Regions from separate parts of the Mus musculus genome. Here all the other regions are linked to region 1. Evidence: chromatin loops called from intact Hi-C (ENCODE). Cell type or tissue: left cerebral cortex. All regions are shown on one strand. Links, peaks and the distances in the headings refer to the core of each region. The heading gives the core; the rest is flanking DNA. Region 1 holds the start of Kazald1 (Kazal-type serine peptidase inhibitor domain 1). Region 2 overlaps Tlx1 (T cell leukemia, homeobox 1). Region 3 holds the start of Gm41856 (a long non-coding RNA gene).

What was found. Peaks named below come from ENCODE experiments on the same cell type or tissue, not always from the same donor. Only the 100,000 strongest peaks of a DNase experiment are listed, where the experiment ranks them.
Region 2: a loop joins it to region 1, with 4 times the contacts of the local background. A loop is called at or near these places in 18 of 42 quality-filtered maps.
Region 3: it touches region 1 in a loop (2.5-fold over the local background); 2 of 42 quality-filtered maps call a loop at or near these places.

The regions. Positions count from the first base shown.
Region 1 is chr19:45,069,380-45,079,077 of GRCm38, reverse strand. It overlaps Kazald1 (Kazal-type serine peptidase inhibitor domain 1), which reads right to left and starts at 2,991. Exons shown (of 5, transcript NM_178929.5): 1 at 2,842-2,991; 2 at 1,865-2,414; 3 at 622-782; 4 at 370-517; 5 at 1-211. The coding sequence starts at 2,396. The coding sequence ends at 111. It overlaps Gm35782 (a long non-coding RNA gene), which reads left to right and starts at 3,969. Exons shown (of 4, transcript XR_877888.1): 1 at 3,969-4,056. In left cerebral cortex, for the core only: CTCF peaks have their summits at 2,207 and 4,733 (motif pointing left); DNase peaks (open chromatin) are centred at 2,680, 3,215, 3,892, 4,723 and 3 more places; H3K4me3 peaks cover 3,389 bases; H3K27ac peaks cover 2,708 bases.
Region 2 is chr19:45,152,594-45,162,291 of GRCm38, reverse strand. Tlx1 (T cell leukemia, homeobox 1) reads right to left here. Exons shown (of 3, transcript NM_021901.3): 2 at 8,575-8,776; 3 at 5,349-6,398. The coding sequence ends at 6,176. Among named protein-coding and RNA genes, the nearest start is that of Tlx1, 6.7 kb to the right of the region's middle. In left cerebral cortex, for the core only: a CTCF peak has its summit at 972 (motif pointing right); a DNase peak (open chromatin) is centred at 983.
Region 3 is chr19:45,540,534-45,550,231 of GRCm38, reverse strand. Gm41856 (a long non-coding RNA gene) reads left to right here and starts at 5,199. Exons shown (of 2, transcript XR_001782646.2): 1 at 5,199-5,268; 2 at 6,562-7,466. Gm19639 (a long non-coding RNA gene) reads right to left here and starts at 6,571. Exons shown (of 2, transcript XR_386758.2): 1 at 4,781-6,571; 2 at 3,886-4,131. In left cerebral cortex, for the core only: CTCF peaks have their summits at 5,032 and 8,412; DNase peaks (open chromatin) are centred at 5,947, 8,419, 8,693, 9,007 and 1 more place; H3K4me3 peaks cover 1,292 bases.

The sequences.
Region 1 (9,698 bases), core at 663-8,662:
AATCCATGTAAGGACCCTGCTCGCCTTTTCCAGTCTTCTCCGGGCTTTCTAGACAGCAAGGATGCAGGGCTCTGTCCACATGCCCACACCTGCAAAGCAGAGATCTGGACCTAGTAGTAATCGCCCAACTCTTCACTTTCTGCCTCCTCCTCCTCCTCAGGAAACAAACTCCGTGATTGCAGCTGGGAGAATCCCGTGGCGTTCAGCTGCTCTGCAAACATACGTGGTGAAGGAAAAAGGGTCAGGGGAGAGACTTGGTGTATGGGAAGGCACGCGTGTGTGTCCGAATCACATGCAGCCTGTTCCTTACAGGCATCCAAGAGTCCTAATGCAGCCCATCCTGGTGCCCAGCGCTCAGGGCTCCCTTACCTGGTGTGAGCACTGTGAGGGTTGCAGAAGCTTCCGCTTGGCCCAGAGCATTCCGGGCAAGGCAACGGTAGGTGCCCTCATCACTAGGGCGCAAAGCTTGAATCTGTAGCCAGCCAGTCACCTCAAACTTCTGAGGTCCACCCCTAAACTGGAGACAGACCTTGCTGTCAGCAAGGTCATCTGCAGAAGTCCTGTTTTTTTGTTTTTGTTTTTGTTTTTTCAAGGAGTATGCCCCTGCTCCCTGTCCCCTACCTGCACAGAGATATGAGGGTCATCCCCCGGCAGCTGGATGTCCAAGCCATCTTTCCTCCACTCAATCGAGGCCATGGGGTAGGCAAACACCTCACAGCCAAAGATCACATCCTGTCCGGTCACATTCCAAATATTGTGAGGCTGCGACAGGATCTGGGGCTCTGGGGCAGGGGGATGGAAATATGAGGCTTGAGAACAGGAGGCTGTATCCAGCTCGGGGAGGACACAATTTACAAATTGATGTGGATATGTTGGGAGCGGGACACAAAGCATGCCAAGGGCAACATGCATCTGCAAACAAAATATGCCACAAGCCAGGAGACGTACAAAAGTAGGGGGGATGCACACAAGGGCACAACAGCCAAGTTCGGAGGTGCACAGGCACAGAGAGCAGTGTCCATTACACAGACGTTGCCTACAGACCCACAGCTTAGCTAGATAAACATGCTCTGTCCTGGACTGCTCCGCTGCCCTCATTCTACCCAAGGGCCCCTTTCCTGCGGGTCGTGTAACCAACACCTCCCTCCCTCCTTCCCCCTTTTCTAACTAGGCCCAGTTCCCAAAGGCTTGAAGAGCAGCCACATTCCAAATGTCGTGAGAATACGACAGGATCTGGGCTCCGAGAGGGAGGAGGTGGGAAAAACACCGCAGCAGGGGAACCTGAAACCTCCTTGTTGCACGGCAGAAAACTGTTGGGACCCCCCCCCCCGCCCCTGCTAGTGCATTTATTTCCACTGCAACTCCAGCCTAGCCAGACTATAGAGTAGGTAAAAGCTGAGGAAGTGTGGGTGGCCAAACGAAAACCACAAGCTTGAACATCCCCAACCCCAACCCAAAGGATGAGGGACAAGAGAGGCAAGAAGCTATCTTCCCTTCTCTAATTCCTAAATGCGTGAGAAAACTGATAGGCGGGAGCCAGGGTTAACAGGATGCATCTCACAGGGCTCCAGCAGTCTACGCAAAGTTTTGGGTGAAGGGGGGTCCTTTCAGTTCAGACCCAGCTATTGGCTATGTGCCTGTTCCTTCGGAGGCCAGTCCCTGCAAGGACCTGCCTGGATAGAGCTCTTAGGCACCTCAAACCTGGCAACAAATCTCAACCTGCTTTTTAGTTGGCAGCCTTTGAGGCTCATGGTCTCCCTCAACTATTCATTCTGCTGACCACAGAGCAACGCTGTCGGGGATCCGGGAGTAGTGCCTTTGGGGAGCCAGGGTTCCTGGTACTAAAAGCCCTGGACTTGCGTACCCGATTCGCAGGGCCCCGGATGCACCACAGTGAGGTTAGCGTCCAGCCGAGCGCGGGCGGCCTCCTGCAGGCGACAGATCTGCGCGTAGGTTCGGCCGTCCGAACCACAGAGCGGGCGCTGCGAGCGGCAGACACACAGCGGCTCCGGCACCTCTCCTCGACTCAGGTCACCGCCCGCGTCCAGCCTGCACTCGAGCTGCTCGCCGCAGCGCCCGTAGAAGTTAGCGCTGGGGTCCAGATCGCAGAGCTGGCCCTCCAGGTTTGCGCATTCCCAGCAGCAGCCGCACGCATCCCGCACCCGGCCTGCTAGGCATCCCCGCGGCGCAGCGCACTCTTCTGGCCGGCAGGGAGCACAACCCTCGCCCTCGGCTAGCAGCCGCAGCCAGCCTCGCCGCAGGTAATCGGGGCCTGTGGACGGCCTCGCGCTAACGGGTAGCTGGGTCCACACCACCAGCAATAATGGTAGTAGCAAGGACAGCGCCAAGGTAGGTGCAGCATAGTTAGCTGGAAGCCCTGTGAACACTCGGGGCATCGGCGCGTAGGTGGCACCCTGCCAGGAGAGGGAAGCCAGGTCTGGAGGTCAGAGATAAAGTCAAGGCTGTATAAAAGCTTGATTCTATCCTCTGCTACCCTGTAGCCAACTAGAAGCCCTAACAAAGAAGCCTGGTGATTCCCAGGGGTTTATGCCAGTTGGTAATTGATTAAGCTGGTCTTGGGGACTAGGGAATAAAGAGAGAGTGTATCGGGGAATGATCACTAACACCCATGCAGGGATGCACACACCCATACACAGACATACGCGTATACACACACACACATGCATACATATATGCACGCGCGCGCGCACACACACACCAGCATCACCTCCAGAAACCACCCAACTCTGATGCATCTTTGCCCCAGAGATAGATAAAACTACACTTGATGTAAAAACTTCAGGTTGGGGTGATGGTGCTGGGGACATACCAGCGACTCACCTAGTGCCTTGGACTAGGCCCTTAACAGCTGGGATTTCCAACCTAAAAAAAAAAAAAAAAAAAAAACGGTAGGGAACGAAGAGTCGCATGCACGGCCAGCCAGACCCGCAGGCCACCCCTGCTTCTGTCAGGGGATCGCTGGCAGCCCACAGACTTAAGATTCAAAGAGAAACTCCTCCGCCTCTTCTCCCCGCCCCCAGATGTCGAATACCCGCCTTCTTCCCTGGCCCCGAGGCCGATAATTTTATCCAGTCTCACAAGGACCCTCCTGGGCCTTTCACTTCGACCCTAGCCCAAAGTCACAATGAGTGTACAGAGCCGCGTAACCAGACGCCGCCACTGGGAAAGCAAAGGCTATGAGAAGAGAATAGGGGTGGAATGGCCGAGGAGCTCAAACTGTTGGCTGAGCCTCAGGTCCTGTCTCATCTGATTTAGGTCTGGAGAGCGGCAAACAGCTACAATATAGAAAGAAGGAAAGGCTAAGAAATTTTACTCAATGTAAAATTGACTTCAACACTATGGGCGTTTCTGGAGGCCAGGCTCGGGGCCAGCTTCCTCTGGGCACGGTTTGCAGCTGTGTTCACCCAGTCTCTCCACTGGGGCGCAGACTAGACTATAAGCTTTTCCAGCTGCCATCCACATCTGGCTACCTCCCTCCCAATATAGGGCAGGTGCTTGAACCCGCGGAGGAGCCTGGTGATTAGAGGTCGGAACTGACTAGCGGCCGCAGCAAGGCCGGCGGGTGACTCCCCATAGGGCGTCTCTGGGCTCCGGATTACAGGTTGCAAAATTCGAGCATGTCGGGGCCAAAAGTGTTCAGTCTGGAGACCTCCGCCAACGCCACGGTGGCACTTTTGGGTTAGGGGCAGGAAGCAAAGCATCCCCGGAGGCCCGCCCACCACCCCGAGAATGGCAGGCCCCGCCCCCGCCGGCCCCCAAACAGCTTCCAAAAACCGCAATCCAAGCTCCTAGGAGGAGGAGGAGCAGAAGGAAACCGGGCTTTTAGGCAAGGGAAGGGTGGGGCTTATATAGGCCCCGCCCAGAAGGCGTCAGAGGTTCTGACTGCGCGTGCGTCCGCGGCCTGCGGCGGCTCCGCTCTACCCTGCGAGGAAGAAGCACTGCAGTCACCGCGCAGTTCTGACTTTGGCCGAGCCCTCCTCAAAGGAGCGTTCAGTCAGCAGAGACGCTGCCTCTGATCAGAGGGGTTCCGACAAGGTAGAAGAGAGCTGTACACAGGCAATCCCAAACTCCGAGGAGACGGGAAGCGAATTTCACGCGAGGTTTCGGGATTGTCGCGAGAATCCCAACGGCAAGCTAGAAAAGGAAAAGCCCGCGGCTTTTAAGCCAGGAAAGAACGAGGGCAGGCAGATTCCGATGGTGGTGCTAGGCAATCCCTTGGTTGGAGGACGCGTTAACTGTTGGCCTGGGAGCAGAAGTGAAGCGAGAATTGCAGGATGTTTTGGAAAAGGCGCGAGGAGGGCTTGCCTGGTGGAGGAATGGAGACACTCTAGGGGAGGTCCCTAGCTGTAACTGGGGGCGGTGATCGTTGCCCGATGTAGAGTGGGAGCTGTCCAGGTCTAAATGAGGAACTGTGAGCTTTCAGCCCTAGGAGCCACTATCAAAATCCCCAGCGTCAGGGTCCTAGACACGCTTTCCATCTTAATCGTTGCCGGCGTTTACTGTTAGTCTTCGCGCCTCTAGTAGGAATCACTGTGTCTTCTGTCTCTGTACTCCCCACCCCCACCCCCACCCCCCGCCCGAGACCGACTGCTAAGGAAGTTCTTGGGAAGCATTTGTGCTTTAAAAGTGAAAGACTCCCTGGTTCTGAAAGATGCAGTCACTAATGAGAGGCTAGGGATTAACTCGACGGAGAACGAGCGCCCTCTGGTGGGTTTGCAGCAGCTGCGACTCGTGACAATGCATACTGTCTATACTTTGAAAACGTTCTTACAGTAGTCTTGCGTTGCTGATGATTAAACCCGGGACTTTTAGAGTTAAGCCAGAACTGTTGTCACCGAGCAGTATCTCTGACCCAATAATAATATTTTAGAAAGGAGTTTGTTCGCATAGGGCAGTTTGAAAGCCTAGCTACTCCTGTCTCCAGGTGCTTCTTGTCCGGCACTTTATCAGGTGAAGTTCTAAAACACGTTAAGCAGCAACCGTGGGCACCAGAAAAAGAGTTACTTAAACGTTTAAAACGTTGACTCGGTTTGACAAGCTTCCTTTTTTTTAATTTTTTTACTTATATGAGTACACTGCAGCTGTTCTCACACACTAGAAGAAAGCATCAGATCCCATTACAGATGGTTGTGAGCCACCCTGTGGTTGCTGGGATTTGAACTCAGAACCTCTGGCAGAGCAGTCAGTGCTCTTAACTGCTAAGCCATCTCTCCAGCCCTAGCTTCCTATTGTTGAAGCAAAGGAAATTACTTCTAGTCCACATGATGCGGTTACTGCCAGGCATATCAATGAACGAGGTGTGCTTCAGATGAACACCTGATAGTTCATCTTCTTCTAAAATATCTATTACTGGTTTGTGCCTATGGTGTGTATGTATATGAGTGTAGACATATTTGTGTTTGGAGCTCGGGATGATTTTCAGGACTCAGTCCATCTCCTTCCATCTTGAAGTCATCATCAGATTTGCATAGCAAGCACCCTTACCTGCTGAACCATCTTGCCGCCCCCGAGTATTTTTCTACATTACTTTTGTTTGCGCGTGTTTGAGTGCATTGTACACACTCTGTGCACATGAATGGGAGTTCTGTTCCACCCCATGAGCCCTAGGAATTGAATCAGGGCATCATGCTTGGTGCAAGTGTCCTGCCTTCCTATCATCTCTCCAAACCCCTAATCTTGTTTATGTGCCTTGGTGTTTAGTGTACCTGGGTGAGCACATCAGATCCCTTGCAACTGGAGTTATAGACAGTTGGGAGCTGCTGTGTGGGTGCTGGGAATTGAACCCAGGTCCTCTGGAAGGTGAACTGGTGCTCTTAACCACTGAGCCATCTCCACAGCCCCTCCCCCCCCTTTTATTTATGGTGAAAGCCAGTAATGGTGACACATACCTAGAATCCCAGAACTCAGGAGGTAGAGGCAGGAGAATCAGAAGTTCAAGGCCATCTTTGCCTAACCAGGGAGTTGAAGGTCAGCTGGGTTACACAATACCCTGTCTCCAAAAATCAGACAACAGGAAAAACCCTTAGGATGACTTGGGAGGACTCACTCTATAGCCTTTACGTCATAAACTTTGGTGGGGCACAGTTATGGAGGATGGTGGGGTGTCATTTGAGAAGGAAGTGAAACACATGGTTCACAGTGACAAAATGGATACAGATGAACCCTGCTTCCTATGAATATTAGAATCAATTAAGTCAGAAGGGCTCAAGATCGATAATTAAGATGAAATGCTTTATATTGGTCTACTATGACAAATAGATGTTCTCATTAAAGTAGAAAATAAGATTAAGATAAGTATGTAGACACCACAACTGTATAAAGATGTATCATAAATATCAGTGAGCAGAGAATTTGCAATGAGGCTGCGTGTAACTCTCACTATCCTTTATTTTGTAAAATTATTTTCATAATGAAAGAGTAGAGGCCAGTCTCCCATACCGCCCCCCCCCAAATAAATGAATAGTGACTATTCTTTAGGTAAATTAGGATGTTGAAATAAATACAGAAAGCAGGGTCAGATAGGAAGATAAATATTGTAATTTATCTACAAGTAACATTATAAAATGGAACTAGACTAGCCAGGAACTTGCTTCTGGAATACCTAGGCACTCAGGCAAGCTGAACAGATTTCAAGACATCTTAGACAGACACCAGGCCAACAGTTTCTTTATCCTCCTTCCTCCTTCTCAGGACAGTTTCTTTCTGTCACCCACACCCAACCTTTAATATCTCTTCTGCTTTTGACCACCTGATGACCAATTTTCATAAGAATAAAGTTAGAAGGAGTATCTAAAGTATTCTACATTTCCTTAAAGTTACAATTATTATGTGTAATTGGTGTCTGTAAGTGCAGATGCTAGTTGAGTAGCGGAAGCCAACGAACAACTCAGGTGGGGGCGGGGCGGGGCAGGTGGTGGTGTCCTTTCTCCTGCCATCAGATGTGGGGACTGAACTCAGCATGTCAGGTTTGCCCAGCAAGTGCTTTAACCCGATGGACCATCTGCTGTTCTAGCTCCCTTGTTCTCTTGATCCCACTATGTAGTCCTGGAACCTGTCATGTAGTACAAGCCTGCCTCAAACTCACAGAAGTGACAACTCATTCCTTAATGTACCCTTTATTTATCCCTAGCACTGAAAATTAGATTCTCTAAGTCCCCGAGAGGGAAGGAAGGGGCCATCTTCCTGAAAGCCCTACCAAGACCACACAGGGCAGTAAGAAATCCTATTCTCCACACATGTTTGTAAAATCTATTTGTAACCATCTCCAGGCTCACATCCTACCTCTAGCCTTTTCTCTGTGGATATAATGAAGTCTGGCCCCTTTCCCTTGGCTGTCAGCACACAGACTACTCAGCCCTGGAGTTATGGTAAAAGACCATAAACCGTCAGGTAGCCTTCCTCAAAGAGTCCCAGAAGACAAAAATCCCCAGATGGGTGGACGCTGTCATGCTGGCCAAATATAAAGAGCTGCTCCCTCTAATGAGCACAGGTCTGTCTACACATGTGTTGCTTTTACAGAGTGGCATCTGTACATGAAGAGGACCACAAAGGATTGACCATGACCTAGGATCTAGGGAGGATATAGGGAAATGCTGTCAGGCCAAGCCATCTCAGCAGAGGCTCGAAGACTGGCCCACAGGGTCCTTTAAGCCTTGAAGGGGCTGAAAATGGTGGGAAAAGACCATGATGGGGTGACAAACTCAAACCAGACAGATGACAGTTGCCAACAAGAAGCAAAAAGAATACTGGGTCCATAAGTCCCTCATTCAAAAAACGTGTGTGTGGTGTGTGCATGTATATACACACATACATGCACACACACACACACACACACACGAACGACTAATGTTGGCTTCTGAGGAGAGGAGAATTGGGGCATAAGTTAGCATGCAAGCTTCCTCGGCACTGCCCAGCTTGCTGAAACAAAAAGCGCCCCTGCAAACGGTACTCAGAACTCCAAACAGGAAGGGGCGGGTGCTTTCTCAAGGGCTAAGGAGAACTGATGATGTCGTCAATGGATTGTAGAATCCTGATCGCCACAGAGCATCTTACTGTAACTGTTACACCAACCAAGCACGTTCAGAAGTCTGTAAACCTTACATAAGATTATTCTCAGCCTCACACAACCCAGTGTGACTTTGTGCCTTTTCTGTCCCTTTTTCCAAAGGCAAGACATAGGAAGAAAGGTAACAGGAGGAGGCACTCGAAACAATACTCAGCAAAACTGCTTGCTGTGTCCCCTGATTGTTACCAGTCACACTTCTCTCTACAGACTTTAAAGGCAAGATGGACAGACAAGAGAGGAGGCTGCTGTGACCCCAGATCGAGTGCTTAAGAGCGCTAAGCTCCTGCAAGCCCCAGACAATGAGGCCTCGCCTCTGCACTGGGTAGAGCCAGAGGCCCCAAAGCCTGGGATGGCCTCCTAGAAGTTATTTTGACTTAGAACATGAGCTACCTTAGGGCTTCAGAGGTTGTTCAGTGGTCCCACACTTGGGGCCGTCAGAGAACCAGAGCTGGTTCCCAGTCCTCCTGTCAGGCCACTGACTCCACCCTGGGGAATCGAATGCCCTCTTCTGGCCTCCATGGACAACGGCATTCAGATACATGTGTGTGAATAAAATTAAAAACAAGTCTATGCAAAGAAAAAAAAAAAGGTCTAGGCTACCAAAGTCAGCTTTGCTAGTAACTCACTTATCGGGAATGTTTCTTTGGGAAAAAAACTGGGGTGAATTCAGCCTTCAGACACCGAATTGGTCAGTGTTTTCTTAAAATATGTCTTTTTATGACTTATTTACTTTTATCTCATTTGCATTGGTGTTTTGCCTGGGTGTATGTGTGTATGTGGGTGTTGGATCCCCTGAAGTTGGGGTTACAGACAATTGAGAGCCATCATGTTCATGCTGGGAATTGAACCCAGGTCCTCTGGAAGAATAGCCAGTGTTCTTAACTGCTGAGCCATCTCTTTAGCCCCTGCAAATCTCTTAAAGGGAATTTCCAGCTATTGTGGAGCTAGGGAGAAAGAAAAATTAGAGCTAATGCCTAAGTCTCTGATGCTGCCTGATTATTTTAAGGATAAACAACAAACAAAACTGGAGAATTGATCCTATGCAGCAACAGCAACAGTGAGTCCTAGGGGTACAGGAAGATAGCTCTGTTGGTAAATTGCTTTTTGCAAAAAAACGAGAAGATCTGAATTAAATCCCCAGCACTCAAGAAAAAGGTCAGGCACGATGGATCTCCTGGGGCTCTCTGCCATCCAACTTAGTCTAACTGGCAAGCACCAGGTGCCACGGAGAGATTCTATCTAGAGTGGGGTGGGCAAACAGAAAAAAGACAGGGATAGCTCTTGAGAAATAATACCTGAGACTGATGTCTGATCCACATGTGTACTTCCTGGCCTACAAGTCCACGTGAATACCGCATGCTCTTCTGGATAAAGCTGGCCTTCTCTAGCCTACAGTGGTCTCTTCTTGGTCTGCTTTCCTCAGTTAGGATTCCTGCCTGCTCCTGTAGCCTTACTGTTGTGTTCCTTGGGCTAGATGGTTCCCTCTGCTGTAACACTGCAATGGTAACAAAAGCTATCACTTAGCAAATAGTCCCAGGGGCCAAGCACAGAGGTTAACAAATTACATATTTTAGCTCGTCTCAGACTTGGTTTTTTTAAATATTTATTTATT
Region 2 (9,698 bases), core at 516-8,515, 83 kb before region 1:
AAAGCCCAAAGCGTGGGCTCGTTTAGGTGTGTGTGTGTGGAGTCTCAGGCCTGACAGAATGGAGCCTACAAGCTCAAGAAGTGTGTGTGTGTGTGTGTGTGTGTGTGTGTGTGTACATGTATGTGTGTGCTATGTGTATCTATATATGCATGCTGTGTGTCTGTGTGCTGTGCGTCTGTGTATGTATGTGTATGCGTGTATAAGCAAGTGTGCATATGTATGTATATATGTGTCTCTGTGTATGTATATATATATATATATATATATATGATGTGTGTATGTGTGTCTGTATATGTGTGTGCTGTGTGTGTCTGTGTATGTGTGTGTTGTGTGTATATGTGTGTGCTGTGTGTGTCTGTGCATGTGTGTGTCTGTGTATCTGTGTATGTGTGTATGAGTTTTTGTATATGTATGTATGTGTATGAGTATATGTGTCTATGTGCATGTTGTGTGTGTGCATGTTGTGTGTGTGCATGTATGTGTGTGTACATGTGTGTGTACAGCAGACTGGGTTGGGCTGGAGGTGAGCTTCCCAGATCTCTAGAGGTCAAATGCCCAGCTCACTTTTCTGCTGGATGGTCCTTCCAAATTACAAGCCCCAACCCAGAGCTCGCTCACTCCAGTCCTCCTCAATCCACTGTGCCCCTGCACTTGGCCATCGCATCCAAATACCCTAGCTCCAGCGTTAGATGGACTCTGAATGCTGGAACCCTTGCCTACCAACCAAGTGCTCTCAGGCAAGGTTCTTTAACTTCTCCAGATGTATGTAAAGGAAAATAATATTTGTCTCATACGACGGTGTTTAGGAACGAACAGTATTTTTATATTCTAGTTCAGTACTCGGAACACTGCAAGTGCGCCACAATACTAAATTTTAGTACTATTTTTTATTCTTTTGTGCCTGATCCAGAAGAAGCCACTCCAGCCCTGACTCGCCTCAGAAGCTTACTCAAAGCGTCTCTCCTCCTGTGACCCCTAGAGGGCGCCGGAAACCCATTTGTCCCGAGTTTCTGAGTTTAAGCAAGGTCTAGTTCCCTTTTTAAAGCTAGAGGCCACCTTTGGATCACAAGGTGCCTTCCTCCCTGGGCGCAGGAAGAAATGTGGGGTCTGAAACCCCAGGGCTGAAAAAAAAAAAACAGCAGCAGCTCCCAGGACAGACTTCCTTTCTGAGGCGCACTGCGGCTGGGACGTTGCACCTGCCCCGATCCCCACGTCCCCTTCCACCTTCTCCCGCAAGGAGCTGGATCTCGGGCTTTGCAGGAGGTGGTAGGGGGCACTGAAAGGTCTGGGATTTTCTGGGGTCTTCTTCCAGAATTCAGGGCAGCCTGGCCTCCTCAAGACCAACCACGGGACCTCAGGGTTTCTTCCTTGCTAGGGCTGCAATAAGAAAGCTGAAGCTTGGGTTGGAGGAAGTCCCCACCCCCAGGCCCTCCTGCAAGAATTGGACCCTCCTCCCTCTGGGCTAGGGGAATCGGGGGAAGACCTAGAGAGCCTGTGGAACTAGCCAGGCACTGTGGCAGGCATCAGCTTGTGAGAGGGTAACCACAAGTCCCGGCAGTGAAACGTGCTTTCTGTGTGTGCCTGGCTCCACACACCCGCGGCTCCTCTTGTGCAACATTGCACATCCAGGATGTTGTAGGCTGTATACAGGAGTACAGGCTGGAATGAAGGAAGTGAGCACATTTATACTCATTCCCCAGCACAAGTGGGGTATCCCTAGTTCTCTATGCTTACCTGACTTCCCCATCCCCCATCCAACACCACTCCAGGTCTAGGTCACACCAGGTTTTCTCTGGGCTAATTGGAAAACCCGTCCTGGCTCCAGCCTGTTCCATCAGAATTCCCACAACCAGGAACCCAGAGGAGAGCATGGTGTGTGGGTACCTGAGAGAGGGCTTCTGCGAGCCAAACAGGCTCGAAGTAAATCAAAGCCAGTCTTGGCCAAGCTGGGATAGTGGTGGGAGCAACTGGGAGGGAGGGAAACCTTTATGAACTACACTAAAGTAGGAATGGGGAAGTTCCAGGGTGGGAGAAACCCGGGTCTGAGCTCAGGGACTCTAAGGAAAGGAGTAGCTACCTTCCAGCACTTCCAGCTGCTGAGCCCCAACTGCCTTAGCTTAGTAGCAGGCACCTGCTTAAATGTCTCAGAAGCCTACTACCTATACCAGAGTCTCTCAGCCTGTGTGGAGTCAAGATCGGGGGCTGAACTACCTTTTCAATGGAGTCACCTAAGACCATCAGAAAACACAGATATTTACATCCATGACAGTAGCAAAGTTACAGTTGAAAAGCAGCAACGAAAACATGTCTACTGAGAAACTGTATCAAAGGGTCACAGCACTACAAGGTGGAGAACCACTGACCTGTATTGTAACTCACAGGCCACAAAGGGACATTTATCTAAAGCAGGGCACCTCCCGGGAAGTCACGGGAGGACATCAATACTCATCCACCAGAGAGTGCCTGCACAGCCCCCAAGCACAGATCTGGCCACACAAAGCCTCCATTATAGTTAGCAGGTTGAGCCAGATTTTCTGTGTGTCGCCCACTGCACAACTTGGGGGCTCTTTGGTCCTCAGCTCCTCCTGGATTCCTGGGGCCACAGACTTCACAAAGTCTTAGCGGCTGCCCAGGACTCTGCGCTGGGGACTTGGTCATTGCCACAGGCTCACTCACACCTCAGAAGGAAATAGGCCTTTCTGCCTAGACAGGTTTGTTACTTCTGTTTCCTCTCTCAATGCCTTTACACACAGGTTATTATTTAGATAATTTTTCCCATTTCTGTTTTTTTTTCTTTTTTATGTGAAACAGAGTTTCTGACAGACATGATAGAAAACAGAGAGTTTCGAGTTTATTTTTTCTTGGAGCGTTTGGCCTTGACCCTCCTGAGGGGAGGGTGCAGCAGCTCTGTGCAGGCCTGGCCCGGCCACCGCCTTCCTAAGGTTGCAGCGCTTGGGAGCGCTCGGTGCACGCGGGATTCGCTGAGATTCGGGCCCAACGAATTCCCTGCGGAGAGGGAAAAGTACCGCGTTGCTTCTCGGCCTCAAGGATCCCCAAACTTCCTGAAGTCTGATACCCTTGGGAGGCCTCGCCCAGGGCCTGGGAATCCCCAAGCAGTCCCAGGAGAGAGCGAAATCCAGAGGCCCGGAGCAGGCAGGCGCTGTGGATAGTTCGTTTGGACTTCGTGCATCCGCCGCGGCGCAAGGAATGAACCCGGGATAAACTATGCTCTAGTCCCAGAACTTAGCAGAATCGAAGAGCAGCAGCGGGGCTTAAGGCTTGCATCTGCTGGTCCAATTATGAGCGCCAGGACAAAGCTATGAAGACGGAGAAAGTATCAGGCATGGGTGCCCAATTTTGTCTTCTCTCTCTTCAAGAGAAGGTGAGAATGGCTTTGGAGTCATTTGGGGGACTTTTATGTTTGGGCTCTGGGACCTCTGAGTTCCTCAGTTGGACAGCCTAGAGAGGAAATATCTATCGGGGCCCTCCAGTAAGAAAGGACTCGACCTTGTCCAGGATATCAAAAGGCACAGGTCGCACACAGAAGACTCTTCCATATTTCAAAGGTACAAACGGAGGGGATGGGAAACACCCGGGAAGAGATAAAGGTGGCGATCTAAAGCTGCAGCCCCACACCGAATTTAGAGGCAGCCAGTCTGGTCCAGTTTAGAAAAAAAAAAAAAAAAAAAAAACTCACGGCTCTGGGAAGTCACTTCTGGACTTTGCTTGGTACTGGGTGTTGCGTCTTTGAATGACTGCTCCTTAGAGATTACATGGACCCTCTCCTGGGTCTAATACAGAGCTTGCTGAAGCCAGTCCGAGAGCACCTGTGGCCAAGAAAGCCTGCCAGGGATCCTGGGTTTTCTTTTTACTCAGAACCAAGAGGCCCTTCCTTGGATGAGGGCGTCTCAGAGAAGCAAGCCCCCAGCCTACCCAGCCTCTTTTTCCTTGGGCTTTCTAGGTGGTAGACTCTTGGTCCCTGTATTACAACCTGCCATGAGTGCCAACAGCCACTGAACAGTGGCTTGGGTAAAGTTGGTGTAGGCAGTTCTGTGTGACTGTCCAGACCCCAACCACAGGAACTTCCCACCTACAAAATCCCCCCCCCCAAAGAACCAACTCCCAATCTCTTACTTAATTCCCAGTGAGTTCTTCCACCCCACTCCCACTCCCAGGCCCAAATCAGTTTCTTCTTGTTGTTTTACAGTTGGTCTGGTAGTTCAAAAAAAAAAAAAAAAAAAAACCAACCAACCAAACAAACCAAACCAAACCAAAACAAAACAAAACAAAACAAAACAAAAAAAAAAAAACAAGAGATGAGAGTGTGTGGGTATTGTAACCACTGCTCTGGCCCCAAGGTCCTTGGAAGTTCACTTTCATAGATTCCTGATAGTCCGGGCTGGTATTGAGAGTCTAGGTAGAGTACTAGGGAAGATTCTGGCTATACTTTTGACTCGGTGTCCTGTCTTGCTAGGAAAGGAACATAGCTCCTGCACTCCTTCATAGATGTGGAGCACCCTGAAGTGTACCCTGTACACTCACCTCACAACCTCAAGTGTGCACACACACACACACACACACACACACACACACACACACACCACCCCCTGCATCATCAGGGCTGACTTGCAGTTACTCACACCTAGCCACACACTCTCACCTGCAGGGCCAGCCTCCCACCACCATCCACACTTCCTGCAATTAAAATCACCATGCACAAGTACCTGCCCTACAGTGAAAACAGGGCACACAGGCACACACACGTGGTTATCCCTCGCTCTTAATTACACCTATACAATTAGAGATGATACACACTCTGAAACACATTTACCACAAAACCAGATTCACAAAGGAAAACTAATGTGTACTTCCACCATATTAACGTGATCCATATACAATCTTAAAACATGGATAATCACAAAATTACCCCCCAAATGGCTCATTCTTACATGGTCTCGCGCGCGCGCGCGCGCGCGCGCACACACACACACACACACACACCACTACTGTAAGCTCAACTTAAGGAGAAACAAACATTTTTTTACACTAGAACTTCGAACATAATCACGCCTTCAAATCTCATTACAAGCATTCACTAACACTAACAGGCTGGTTGCTCACACAAAACACACAGCTCTCGTTCCCAAAGACACCTATCCCACAGTTTCTCGAACTCTGGATGGCCTGGCTCCCCTCAGTGTCACCTTCTCCCTCTCTCTGATAATCTTGCCCACCCATCCCTTCCCCGGATCTAGGTTACTTGCTGCTGTTTCTGACGCTCCATCTTGCACCAAACCCAAGGAGCTGTAAAACGCTGGGCTCCTCGGCAGGGAGGAGACAGCCCCGAGTCCTGATCCAGAGGCTTTTATTATTTTTCCACATAAATTACACAAGCACTTTATAAAATGGTTACACAGAAAACACCTTATAAGCGCATAACTTATAAGGGCATAACTTACCCCCCTCCCCAAACAGGATCTGGAGAAATGGGCTGCATTTATGTGAAAGCCTGTCTGTGCATACCTGGGTGACCTGGGTGACCTGGGTGATGCTGGGATGTGTGGCTGAGGGCCTGACAGACCAAGTTTAGCTGTTGTGTGTGTCACAGTGTGACTATGGCCGTGTGTTTGAGGTCCGTGCTGTTTGGGTGAGTCTGAGAGTCACCCCAGACTATGCCCTACAACAAGGGTCATTTGCTGTGATCCTGTGTGTGCACTGATGCTCTGCGATAGGCCCCTGTGTGTAGCTCTGGGTGACACCAGGAGGGACAGTGGTATCACCTCTGTGTGGACCTCCGGGCTCTCCTCCCAGGAGAGGAACAGAGAGGTTTCCAGCTTTAGTACAGATGGCTGCCTGGGGATCCCAGAAGCCTTCCGGACCCTACTTCCTTTGGGTCTCTCTGTCCCATGTTAAAAATCAGTAAATTTTATGAAATAGAGGAAAACAGAGGATTCTGAACTGTTCCAGAGTGAGGGCAGGATCACACAGGCTTCTGGGAAGATGTCTCTGCCTGTATCCCCAGCCCTCTTCCACCGAAGACAGGAAGTGTCCGCAGGGGAGTGGAGGCGGTGCTTGGGAGCCTTGCTGAGAAGCCCCCCATTTCCCTCCTGCGTGCAGTCAGAAAGGGTGTCGAGAGTTCTGGTTCTCCGGAAAGTCCTCAACGGGCCTTGGGTCCTCACTCGCAGGCCGAAGCCACGGACGTGACGCTGGTGATTTTGGTGGAGTCGTCAGACCACGGCTGCAGGTTCTGCAGGGCGAAGAGCGAGGAGTTGTGCACGCACAGTGGGTCTGCAGGCAGCGGCTGGGCCAGGCTCTTCTGGAAGGCTTCCTGCTGCAGCTGCAGGAGGATGCGGTTCGCCTGCTGCCTCTCGGCCTCACGTTCCTCTGCTGTCTGTCGCCTGCGTGGGGAACAAGCAATTACTAGCCAGGACTCTAACCCTCTTCCCGCGCGCCTGCGCAGGCCCGGGAGCAAGCTCCCAGGAGACAGCCCCTTAGGCACCCCTCAGCTCTTTATGGCCCCATTAAGGCACTCTCCACTCTTGGGGGTCCTGACAAAAACATTGGAAACCCCAAAAATGGATGGAGCAGAAATGTCCCAGTCCCAGAGGAGCAATGAAAAAGCCCAAAACTCCTGGGCCTCCCCCATTAAGTCACATAGCCTACACTCTCAAGGGCACACCATGGATAAACTGGTCTATCCCAAGCCCAGATGCTATCCCAAGCCTGAAAGGCCCCAAAGACGTGCCTCTTTTTTCTCACCTCCAGCCTGGCCCAGGCCTCAGACCTCTGGTGCCAAACCCAGTGCCCCTAGGCTCTCTCCGGACTCACCAGCTTCCTCCCAGGCGGTCTAGAGAGGCTGTGACTCACTTATTCCATTTAATGCCGCCCCTCCACCCTGTCAACTGAGATCAAACGTCTGTCTCTAAGGTGGACAGACCTAATGGGAGTCCCCGGGGCCTCCAGAAGCAATTTGTAGGCGATCGATGAAACCGCTTGAAGCTCACGGCTCTTCCCGGGGCGAGGTGGACGCCCGCCTGTTCTCACAGCGCCTTTCTGACTTTTCCTTGTCTTTCTCTCTCTCTCTCATCTTCCCTGTCTCCCTGAATTTTAAACTACCCAAATGTTTTCCTCCATGCTCTGTTTTACCCCATGTTTTTTTTCTTCACCCCTTCTTTTCCTCTGAATTAGGGGAATTTGTTCGAAGTGAAAACTCACGTTTTAAGTGATCAGATCAGATACCTTCCTTCACACACAGATTTCTGGCTGCTTTCATTTTTCCCGCACCCCTCGCCCCACCTTTAAAAATATTTATTATAATTTTCTTCTAAAATGGACCATCTTTGTCCCTTCCCTTTGTGTTAAGTTCCCCTCCTCGCCTGTGGCTGGCTTTCTAAGCACCACCCCCCCTTCCACCGTCGAAAACTCGGGGGTACCAGCCACCCTCTTCAGCTAGCCCAGCTCTTCCTTTAACTAGCTTTCCAAAGGGCTGAAACCAGGTTCCCCACCCCTTCCCCAGCCACAGGAATGTTGGTGGGGGACAGAGGAGTCGCAGGGCCCGGGCTTCCTTTGTGGCCTCGAAGGCGGAATCTCGGGCAGATTCCTCGCCTTCATTCAGAAAAAGAGGAAACTCCAATTCCTTCCTCCCGCTCTAGGCCCGCCCGGAGCGGCGCCTCCGATTTTTGTTCCGACTCTTGCCACAGCACCTCCCCAGGGTCTGAGCTCAGAGACTCCCCGGAGCAAAGGGAGAATCAGAGGAGTGTGGAAAGGCTCAGGGGTGCACGGAGCTCAGGGAATAAAGCTGCTTAGAGTGTGTGGTGGCCTAATATTCGTAATAATTGGGGGGAAAGGTGAGCAGAAGATGAGGAAGGCCGAGGTGTATGCGGGGGGGGGGGGGGGGATAAAAGAAAATGAGAGCGTGGTGAGCGCTGTCGTCGGTGGATGACAGAAGGAAAATGTCTCTTTCTTCCTCCCTCACACCCATCTGCTTCTAATTGATCCTCCCCCTTTCAGTGGGACCCGAGAATCCCAGCCACAGCCGGCGCAGATTGATTTTCCCCTTCCAGGATGGGGGACGACTGCGCAGAGCTCAAGCGCCTGGGGAGGAAGCAGTAAGTAGCGGCAGCCGGCGGTCCGGGGCCCCAGACGCTCGGCGGAGAGTCCGGCTGGAGCGCGGAGACCTGGCGCGGCTCCCTCTGTCTGCACCGCTCAGGGTCAGGGGAGGTTCCACCCGGTAAAGGCAGGCTGGGCAATCAAAAGCCCCTAAAGGACTCCCTGAGTATTGAAATCCAGATCGCATAGACTGGTTTATAGGCCCATTTGCCTCAGCGGCAGAAATGAGCAGCGTCTACCCAGGGTAGACAGTGCTGTCCTGAAAGCCCTGAAGCGTCTCTTAAAACACAGGAAAGATTCTCCAACCCCACCAGGCTACTGCCCTTCGTTGTTTGTGGTCTCCAGTGACTGTAGGCGCTCACTCGTCTAAACCGATCGGAAACCAGCAAGCAGAGGGAGTGCGTGCAACCCGAGAGAGGCAGAGGAAGCCCGCTCCTCAGCCACCAGTCCGCCCCGTGAGCTCACCTCCATTTCGTCCTCCGGTTCTGGAACCAGGTTTTTACTTGCGCATCGGTCATTTTGAGCGCCTTGGCCAGAGCAGCGCGCTCCGCCGAAGCCAAGTACTTCTGGCGGTGGAAGCGCTTTTCCAGCTCACAGATCTGCAGGCGCGTGAAGGATGTGCGCGGCTTCTTCTTCTTAGGGGGCGTCCGGTTCTGATAGGGGTGACCTATACGGCGTGTTACAGTGAAGGGTGAGAGGGCCACTGGAGCGGGAGACAGACAGACGGCAGAGGCAAGCGGCAGAGCGTCAGGAGGCGTCCCAGGCCCGACACCCCGCGAGTCAGAGCGCACTGGCTGTACCCCCTAAAAGCAAGGCAGTGATCCACCCGGCAACCCTCCACCTCCAGCCCAGGATCGCAAAGGGCTCCCTCCTGCCCGCCAGGCTGACGGGTCCCCTAGCTGCCACTTAGGAAATCTCCCTAGCCCGGGGCTTCAGAGATCCCACCCGCTTCCTCTTTGACTCCCCTCTCCCTTACCTAGGGACAGCAATGCATCTCTCCTCCTCAGTCTCAGCCACTAAACTTAAAAGGGCCACCCCTTAAAGTAGGAGGCCCAGGGTGATCAGAGTTCCAGGCCGTAGGGCCTGTTCTGGTCTCAGTCACAGCCTCACCATCATACAGCGGATATAGCTACAAACTTCCAGATCTGTACTCCAACAGAAGAGAATGCACACCTAGACAAGCAACAGGACACGGGGCAACACAGGACTACAGTCACACACTCTCAGAACCTCCTTCAGGCCTGACGCTACAGTTGACTATGACTCCCCAGAGTAGGCCCATGCTGATATCTTTTGTATAGTACACACACACACACACACACACACTCAACAGTGGGCTCGTAGTGTGGGTTAAAGTCAGTCATCAACACTGACCTGGCCTTAAGTAGGGGAGACAGATAGGCTCTGGGTCCCCTACCTCCCTCAATGAGAGGACTTAGGTTGTATTACTGAACCCCCTTGACAAGAGTCCTTCCTCCACAGTAACACAGAGACTCCTTCCCATTTCTGCTGTGGCCCCAAAGTTTGGTTAGGGCCCCTAGGGACAGCCTCTCTGCCTGTGCTGTCTGTAACAGAAGCAGAGGGGCCTA
Region 3 (9,698 bases), core at 1,146-9,145, 470 kb before region 1:
GGAAGCTGGGGAGAAGCTACAGCTGTGGTTCCAGGCTGCAAACAGAAAGCAGCTGCCTAAGCCTAGAGTTGGCACCGGTGTGATTCTGTGTCCACTCTGCCCTCCAGTCAGAACCAGCCAGCCATTTTCCCAGAATCTCCGAGTCCCTGGGCAGCCCTGCTTCCAAGCTCTGGAACCCAAGCTCTGGAACTGGAGAGAGAGGCTCCTAGCTAAGGCCCCAAGAGAAAAGTAGTCTGAGACTTTGGACCAGGTCTCATCTGCGACATCCTTCCTCCTCAGCTCTGATCCCCGTGGAAGAGCCTCCCTGAGGAAGGCCCTGGGCCCCAAGACAAGGAGATGCCCCCGGGGACGATGAGCTGCTTGAAAGGACCCCGAGAAAGCCACCAGAAGATGGGCCTGAACTGATAAACTATCTCTTCTCCAATGGCTGTGGAGTCTCTGTGTAGAACCTGCTAGACCCAGGCCTGGCCCTGACAGGATAAGCCTGTCACCTCAGACAGTGCCCTTCCTTGCCTGCTCCAGGAGCTGCGACCCAGCCATCACTGTATGAGTGCAGGTTCCCTGGGTATGCACCCGGTGTCCCTTGTTTGTGTGCCTACCACACATTTCTGGGCCCTGTAGCTGTGGTGTGAGTACCAGTGTCTCTAGCTAGCCTCTGGGTACAGTCCCCATGTCACCAGGGGCTCAGGCAGGTGTGTGGGCTTGTCAGGGGACCCTGGTTGTGCTGGTCAGGGACTAGAAAGGTAGGGGAGTCCTGACTGGACTCGGAGCTCTGGGTCCCTGTGTCCATGGTGGAGACCGCAGGGCGGACCGCTTGCGTCAGCCTTGAGCGGCCATCAATAGCGCGCGGTTAATTAATTTGATGGGAACAGCAGGGACCGCCGTTTGCATTTAGTGAAGTTCCAGGAACTTCCAACCCCATCTTCATAATTGGCCTCATAAATTGTAAGAAAGAGAGAGATCAGCAAAGCGGGAGGGAGGAGGGGCCGCCCGTCCGTCCTTATTTAATTTTATTGCTGAAATTCATCTTTTTAGCCTCCTCCGCCTGAATCGGCTCTCCCTGCCGGATTTGCCTAATCATGATAAATTAATATTCATTTCCCCACCTCTTACCCAGCTCCCGCGCTTGGATGGAGTCAGGATGGTCTTCTTCCAGCCCCTCTGCCTTGGTTGGGAGATGACCCCCAAAGCGAAGCTTGTGTACTGCACTAAAATTGGCCCTTGGGGAGAGCAGGAGGGAGCCTGGGAGAAAGATGGGGTTGTGTTCCTTGGGGAGGAGGGGGCTCCCAAGACTGATAGGAACTCACAGGCCTCAGGAAGCTGACATTAACTACAAGTGGCTAGCCAGGGCTGGGTTAGAAGGACAGGAAGGCTGCTAGAGACCCGGAGGCTGAGCCACACGGGCAGACAGGGTAAGCTGAGGAGGTGAGACTGAAACAGAGTTGGTCACCCTCTGATCCTTGTCCCACTGCACTCCCTCAGCTAGAGATGAGCCACCTTGCCAGGTCCGAGGGTTCCTGTGGGTACCATGGGTCTCTGACCACTCTCTCTCAGTACAGTTATCAGGATGTCTGGAAACAACACACGGACACTTGTGCAGGGCTGTGCTGGGCTAGACTGGGCTGGACTGGACTGGGCTGGACTGGACTGGGCTGGGCTGGGCTGGGCTGGGCTGGACTGGGCTGGGCTGGGCTGGACTGGGCTGGGCTGGGCTGGGCTATGCTGGGCTGGGCTGGGCTATGCTGGGCTGGGCTGGGCTATGCTGGGCTGGGCTATGCTGGGCTGGGCTATGCTGGGCTGGGCTGTGCTGGGCTGTGCTGGGCTGGGCTATGCTGGGCTGGGCTGTGCTGTGCTGGGCTGTGCTGGGCTGGGCTGGGCTGGGCTGTGGGTGGAGTCTCACTAGGAGGTCCCCCATCCTGCACCTCCCTGGGTGGAGGCTCCAGTCTAAAGGAGCACAGTCCCCTCTGCTGCTCACATCCTGTTCTGTTAGGCACAAGGCCTGCCAATTTTATGCAGAAACTGATGATCAGACATGAACAGTGATTGGTCCAGTGCTCCACATAGATTGGGAGGTCTGGAACTAGGGACAGAAGGATGTGTATACCTGAGAGGCTGGGAGTGGTGAGCATGGTCCCTAGGGACCTGGCCTTTAGAGAGTGGGCAGAGCATTCTGCTCTAGGGTGTGAGCTCTCTCTCTCTCTCTCTCTCTCTCTCTCTCTCTCTCTGTGTGTGTGTGTGTGTGTGTGTGTGTTTTGATTTTTGGTTTTTCGAGACAGGGTTTCTCTGTATAGCCCTGGCTGTCCTGGAACTCACTTTGTAGACCAGACTGGCCTCAAACTCAGAAATCCACCTGCCTCTGTCTCCCAAGTGCTGGGGTTAAAGGCGTGCGCCCCCACGCCCGGCTTGTGTGTGTGTGTTTAAATGATTTTATTTTTATGTACATTTGTGAGCTGCCATGTGGGTGTTGGGAACTGAACCTGGATCCCCTGGAAGAGAAACCAGTGCTCTTAACTGCTGAGCTGTCTCTCTAGCCCCTGGGGTTATATTGTATTACATAGCAAAGGGGACATTATCTAACCATACAAGCCCCTTAAAAGGAGAGCTGCCTCTGGTTGGTGGCAGGTGGAAGGGCGGTGGACGAGAGATCTGAAGCATGAGCAGGAACTCTGGGGGCCTCAAGGAGCAGTGGTGCTGATGCAAGAAACAGTCCCCACAGCCATCAGGAACGGATGCTGCCAGCCACAAACGTGGGCATGCGAGGACTTTTTCTTTAGAGCCCTACTGGGATCCCAGGATAACCAGGACTCTCAATCCAGCCTGTGGGGCCCTAAGTAGCGAGCTCAGGCAACCTGACCTGAGTTTCTGCCCTGCACCACGGCTGTTGGAAAGGGCCAAGAGTGTGAACGTGTACTGTGTAGCAGTTAGAGGAGATGCACAAAGCCTAGGGGAGCCTTAGGAAGCTCCTGTAATGGTGAAGCTGGGGGAGGTGTGGAGACTCCACTCACACAGCTCCCTGCCCTCCAGATTTCCCAGGGCAATAATTGCTCCCAGTTTCCAGACTCTTCCGTCTCTTCTGCGGCTGATCATGGAATCAGATCCTTGTAAGCACTTCAGTGTGTGGCGTGTGCATCTGTGGAGCCTGGAACCTGGATGGAGTCGCTGTGAGCACTAACCAAGAGTTATACCCGTGCAGACAGCTTCTGCAGAAACTTCCAGCACACAGACATGAGCAAGCAGAGTGGTCTGATTGTGTGGCACCCTTCCCAAAAAAAGCGTGTCTCTCCTTCCCAAAATGGCATTTCAAAAATTTATTCATGGGACATGGATACCAAGAAAAAAGAAGTTTGGGGTCCCATGGGACTTGTTAGAAAGCTGGAAAGACCAGTTAATACTGAGCAAGCTATAAAAGGAGACTTGGGGAAGGGCCCTGAGCTACCTGTGCCACACACCTGGTTTATTTCAGCAGTTTTACCAAGCCCTACTTAGCTCAGCCCTACATGTGGATATGCAGTCTCCAGCTAGATTTTGTTTTGTTTTTGTTTTTTTGAGACAGGGTTTCTCTGTGTAGCCTCTGCTCACTTTGTAGACCAGGCTGGCCTTGAACTCAGAAATCCGCCTGCCTCTGCCTCCCAAGTGCTGGGATTAAGGGCACCACCACCGCCCAGCTCCATTTTACAGATGGAAAGCCTGAGTCCTGGGCTAGAAAGATGGTTCAGGGGTCAAGAGCATGTATTGCTCTATCAGGTCCCGGTCCCTGAGTTCAATTCCCAGTGCCCACACCAGGCAGCACACGACTGCCTAAAACCCTGGTTCCCAGGGATCCAAAGCCGCTGCCACTGCAGGCATCTGTGCTCGTACATGCCTGTACACAGACAGACACACATGTCCCAGAGAGGTTCTTTTTATTGTCCCAAGTCATGCAACATGTGTCAGAGATGAATGTCACTCAGGTCTCCGTGATTCCGCCCAGCTGATTCCCTTGTTCCGCTCCGCACAGATCTCACTGAGCCTTTTGTCTCCCCTCCTTTCCTCTCGTCCCTCAAATCTGCAGAGAGAGTTGACGCTGACTGCCCTGAAACCAGGGTTCAGTTTGGCTTTGAGACTGGGTTTCACTATGGTAGCCCCAGCTGCCTGTGAAATGAGAATTCAACACAGCCTCCTGAAGGTGGAGTCTTACAGGCTACCCCACCAGTCTGGCTCAAACCTGGGCTTTGATTCGTGAGTTTCCTGCTCTGAGAGAGAATGGCCAGTTGTGTACACCATCATGAAAGAAGGAGTAAAGGCAATGCCACCTCCTGAGGCCTGCCAGAGTGGAGCACACACACGGACAAACCAATATATGCCTGCTCCACCTAGACAGGGCCCTCGGAGTCCTGCCCTGCGACACTGACACGTCTTCTCCTAACTCCCAGCTCCTCGGGGCCTCTGATGGATCCTGTCTCATCCCTTTGACCTTCTTGACATTGTTTGGAATACTTTTAGTTCAGTTTGATCAGGGAATCTGAATTTGGTCAGCCCACCCTCCCTGCTGGCCAGTCAAACACCAAGTTGGGAAGGAATCAACCCTGAGCTGTGTGCTCTCAAGCAGTATAATGGGGACTCTCAGAAGGCCGTTCCAGAAAGAGAACCTTGAACCCTGGGACTGTCCCTCCTCCCTATGGGAACACCCCAGCTTCCCACCCCATAGGTTAAAGACTTGAAGCCCTACTCCACTGCTTTAGAGAATCAAGGCTCTGGTGTCTCAGGACCCCCCTGGCCCTCCTTACCAGAAGAGACCTACCTGGCCTGCCAAGGTCTCTAGGGAGGTGGCAGGTGATGGATGACTGACCCATATGCTCCGAGCCTGGCCTGCCTCAAGTTCAGCTCTCTTGTCCTCGCTCCTCCAGTTTTGAATAGACAAAGGAATTTTCTGGAATCTTGGTGCAAGGAGTGTTCCAAAAGCAGGGGCATGCAGAGCTCCCGGCTGCCCTCCGTCTGTCCTACGGGACGGGAATATCCAGGGCGGGGACAGCGAGCGCGTTTCCTGAGAGGCGCCGGCAGAGGGTGCGCGAGGACCGGCGAAGAGGTCCGCTGCTAAGCCGGGCGAGCTCTTGAGAGGAGGGCCAAGCCACGCTCCTCTAGGACCCGGGCGCTAGGGAAAGGGTCCGGCTCCTCGAGTGCAGGTCCCGCCCGGTGCAGACGCAGATCCACTCCCTTCTGAGGGCGGAGAGACCCTTGCAGCATCCGTCTGGAGTAGGGAGGGACTGAAGTGACCGAGGAGAGAATCGGGTGAGACTTCTTCTCAGACTCATCTCGGGTCAGGACTCCGTGCCTCAGTTTCCCCTTCAGGATTTCTGTTCTTGTTGATGGAAGCTATAACCTGGAAGAGCTATGAGGGAGATGACCGAGGACAATCTGGTTACCCTTTTCTTGGCGCAGCCATCTAAACACACTTCAGCGGTGAAAGAGATGGACGGAGACAGGAGAGAGTGGCCGAGGGACAGGCACGCTGGGCAGCCCGGGGTTGGGAGGGAGCCGAGAAGGACGGTCACAAGGGCTGGGGCGGGTCCCTATGAGCCTGAGGGACGTCTGCTGCTACCCTTCCGGGCCGCGTTCAGCACTGACTCCTTCGCTCCTCTAGTCCCCCAACTTCTCCCCCCCCCCCGCCCCCGCCCCCCCCCCCCCCCCAGCGGCGGTGATTTATGGCTGGGCCAGACCTGGCGACCTTGGACGGATAACTAATGACGGGTCAATAACGCTACAGAAAAAGTGAAGTGAGAGAGAGCCGAGGCCCATCCCTTCTGCCCCCTTCCCATCCTCCACTTGGTGTCATTACTGAAGCCTCCTTGCAAGGGTGGGAGGCTCCCCAAGGCCAAGACCTTGACAGGTCTGGTGGTTAAGCCAGCTGAAATGGGGGTGGGGTGAGACCTGAACACACTGCAGAAACCCCAAGGGGAGGGCCACTTGTGTGGGTCCTAGGAGGAAGTCAGTTTCTGAGAAAGTAAAGGCATTTGAAATTGCTCCAGGCACGCCAGAAGGAGCCTTGGGAGGAAGGCTGTGCGGTAGTCAGCTGGCCCCACTTCTCCCTGTCTCTTTTCTTCGGCCAGTTCTCTATGTCCTCTCGCTCCTTTCCTCACCAGCTCCCAGGATGTCAGTGTTTGCTTCTGTTTTCCAGACACTTTGCCCGGGGTGGGAGTGGGGGTGGGGGTGGGGGTGGGGGTTTCCTGTTTGCATGAGAACTGGGGTGGCTGGGCATCTGAACTCATGTCTGCATTATCTGGGGAATGGACCAGTGCCTCCTTTTCTTAAATCTGCCAACTTCTTCGACCCTGTTTGAGATGCCCAGCTCCCACTTTATTTTAGAGCCCTGGGTGGATGTAAACAATCCAGACCTGCCTCGAGTTCCTGCCTCTCAAACAGCAGGCAAAGGCAGAGCCTAGGTGCCAATGTGGGCTTTTCTGTCTCCTGCCTGTGTGGGGACACCTTGAAGGGCTCTCACTGAGGACGCAGCAGAGGGAGATTCTGAGGCCTGCCATCTGACTCAATGCTTTAAACCATAATCTCCCCACTCCTCCACCCCAGGGTCCTGGTCCTTCCCCTGCTGGCTCCCCCTTAACTGTTGTCAGCTCTGACTCCAAAGAAGATACCCAAAGACACAGAGACAAGAACATTCTGCATCTAGATTAAACCTGTTAAACCCACAGAACTGCCTTGGACGTGCAGGGCAGTGGGAGTGGCCTCGTGCCTGAGGGTGCCAGACAGTCTCTGTGTCACAGGTGGACTCCTGTGGGAACATCTATCAAGGCATTTACAGATTCATTCAGTGGACCAAGAGCACATGGATGGATGCCCTGTGCTGGAGGAGCAGGGGCCACACCGAGGAGTCCGAAGGACAGCTATGTAAAGGGAGTGGCAAAGGCATCGACACAGGAGGCAGTGGTCCTAAATGTCCACCCATCCCTTATTCCACCTCCAGCCTTTTCCCTTTTCTAAGCCACAGGCACCACTTACTGCTCTCCAAACCTCTGTGCCACCTCATCCTGAAAACCTCAGGGGTCCCAGCTCCAGGTTTAGCTGCTTAATATTCAAGGTCCATCAAAACATAGGATACCCTGTTTAAAAGTTATAAGGAGTTTCGTGATGGAGATAGCAGAACTAACATAGCAGGCTCGAGCTTCTTGGGATTGCACAGGGTGTCCGTGAAGTGAGCCCTGCTTGCCTTCCATCCAGTGACATGATGCTGTACTCTCTCTCAGTCCTCCTGAGCCCCCTGCTACAGAACCTGGGAAAACCTTCCTCTTGTCGCTGGTACCACTCACCTGGACTCCAAGCCCCACCCCCTAACCCTGCTTCTCCCTACATGCCTCTGCTGCTATATCTCTTGCTTGGAACTCAATTCCTCTAGAAAATTCCCTCCTTCGGCCGTCTCCTCCAGGAAGGCTCTTGATTTTCCACATAATAAACGACGCATTGGGTCAAAGCACAAATCACTCTCACGTTCACTCATAGCCATTTGTCTGGCCCCTCCAGCAAGCCTAGCGTTTTAGATGACGGGATGGTGCCCTATTCATCATCAGAGCTCTGCCAGTGCCAGCTGACACCTGCATGGCGGGGGCTCAGTTAATATTTGTTGATGCGGCTGCGGACATCTTCTGCCTGTGTGTTCAGGTTTGGACTCCTGTATACTGAGCAGCCTGCCAGGCCTGTGTACAGGCACACACATCTCTGCTGTACGCGTCCAGATGTCGGTACCGTGTGTGTGCAGTCATACAAGGAACACACGCACACTGCAATCTAAGTGTGTTCTCTTCCATCCCCCTTTTAAGATGGGGTCTCTTCTGTATCTCTGGCTGACTTTGAACTTGATAAGTAGCTGAGGGTGACCTTGAACCTCTGACCTTGCTCCTTTACTTCCCAAGTGCAAGGATTACAGACCTGTGCCAGCATCCTAGTTTATGCAGTTTTAGAGTTCAAACCCAGGGCTTCAGGCTTGCCAGGAAAGCACATACTAGACCAACTAAATGACATCCCAGACTCTTTCCTGTTTTGCTTGTTTGTTTCAATTGGGTCTGGCTAAAGCATAGGTTGCCTGGAACTCTCCACCCTCCTGCCTCAGTTTCTTTAGTGCTAGTAATAGAGGTGCGCACCACCACTCCTAGCTTGTAAACCGTCTCTGCAGGAATGTGCACGAATCCGAGGGGCGTGGGTACGTGTGGCTCTAAGCTTGAGTTTATGCTGATAGCTATGTACCCAGATCCATGAGGCAGTAAAGGACGTGTGTGTGCCTGGCCCTGCGAGGTTGGGGTTGTGCCTGGACAAGAGCCGCAGGTGCACCGTGCAAGGACACAGGCGGCTGGCGCGTGTGCAGGCCATGTGTGTGCACAGCTGCGTGTCCTGGCAGGCGGGACGCCCCGTGCGCCCCCTGCGCCCGCTGAGCGCGCTGCTTTGTTCCTCCGCCGCGGGCGGCCGCGTGGTCTCCCCGCTCCCGGCTCGGGCGTCTCCGTCGGCCGGGATTGGCAGCGGGCGGCCGCAGCGCGGCTCCCTCCCCGGCGGGCGGAGTCGGATCGGCTCCCGTTACCGGCGCGGGTGGGTGGGGGTGGGGCGGGGGGGGGGGGCGCCAGGCCATCCATCTTCTGTTATTACAGCGTAATGGGGCTGCTCGGGCGCCCGCCCATTTGTCATCGGCCTCGTTCGCTGATAACCGGCATTTGTCATCACTTTCCTCTGCCAATGTCATCAGCACTGCTGACAGCGGGAGGGGGGCACACGCACATGGGCCTGCTGGACACGCGTTCGTGCATATACACATTAACACATGAAACTTGTGGGGGGGCAATGAACCCTGTGTGTGTGTGGGGGGGGGGGCACATGCATCTCTCTGTATGTATGTGGACCAGAACTCCTGAGAGATGGCTATGTAACAGCCTGTGCAGAAAGGGCCTCGTCAAGCAGATGTTCCCAGCTGCAGATCTTTTTTCGCAGCCTTGGGGGTGGGGGCACGCAGGTGGCTTCTGCCAGCTCCCTTTGTGGACTTGCCTGACACCCCCACGGGCTCTACTGACCTGCAGGTGGCCACCAGCAGTTACCAAAATGTCACAATCAGGCCCCCTGGGATTCTTAGACCCAAGGACTTGGGGAGAGGCCACAGGACAGGACAGCCTGGTAGTGGTTGGCAGGACAATGGGCTCCTTCCTCCACACCTCCCAGAACCAGCCCAAGAGTCACCTTTCCACTCCTGGCCCTGCTCAGGCTTTTAGCCTAGACTGATCTGTAGCAAGAAAGACTCAGTCAAGACTGCCAAAAGAACTTCCCTCTTGGAAGAAGGACAAGGCTGATTGGTGAAAGGATGGTACTGGTCCAGCAGAGGAGCTTGGAGGAAAGAGGAGCCATTGTGTTCTGTGCCCTCTGGGTGGGCCAGGTGCCAGCCCACTCCCGGAAGGGCTATGGCTGTCTTCCTGATGCTGCTTTCTCCTTCCTTCGCCTCAGGGTGGCAGAGGGGACCCCATTAGCCCTTATTAAGCAGACACCTCCCCCATCTCGCTGGTCTCTCGTTGCCTGGCACATATTAGGTGTTCAGTAAGTAGCTATAGAATGGATAAATGATTGAGGACAGGGCATATGGGGAGGTGGGGGTCCCCCAAGTCCCTCCCAGAAAGGCCACCAGGCCCTGATGGCCCAGATCTCATCTCATATCCTCTCTCTGACTCCCCTCCTTATTT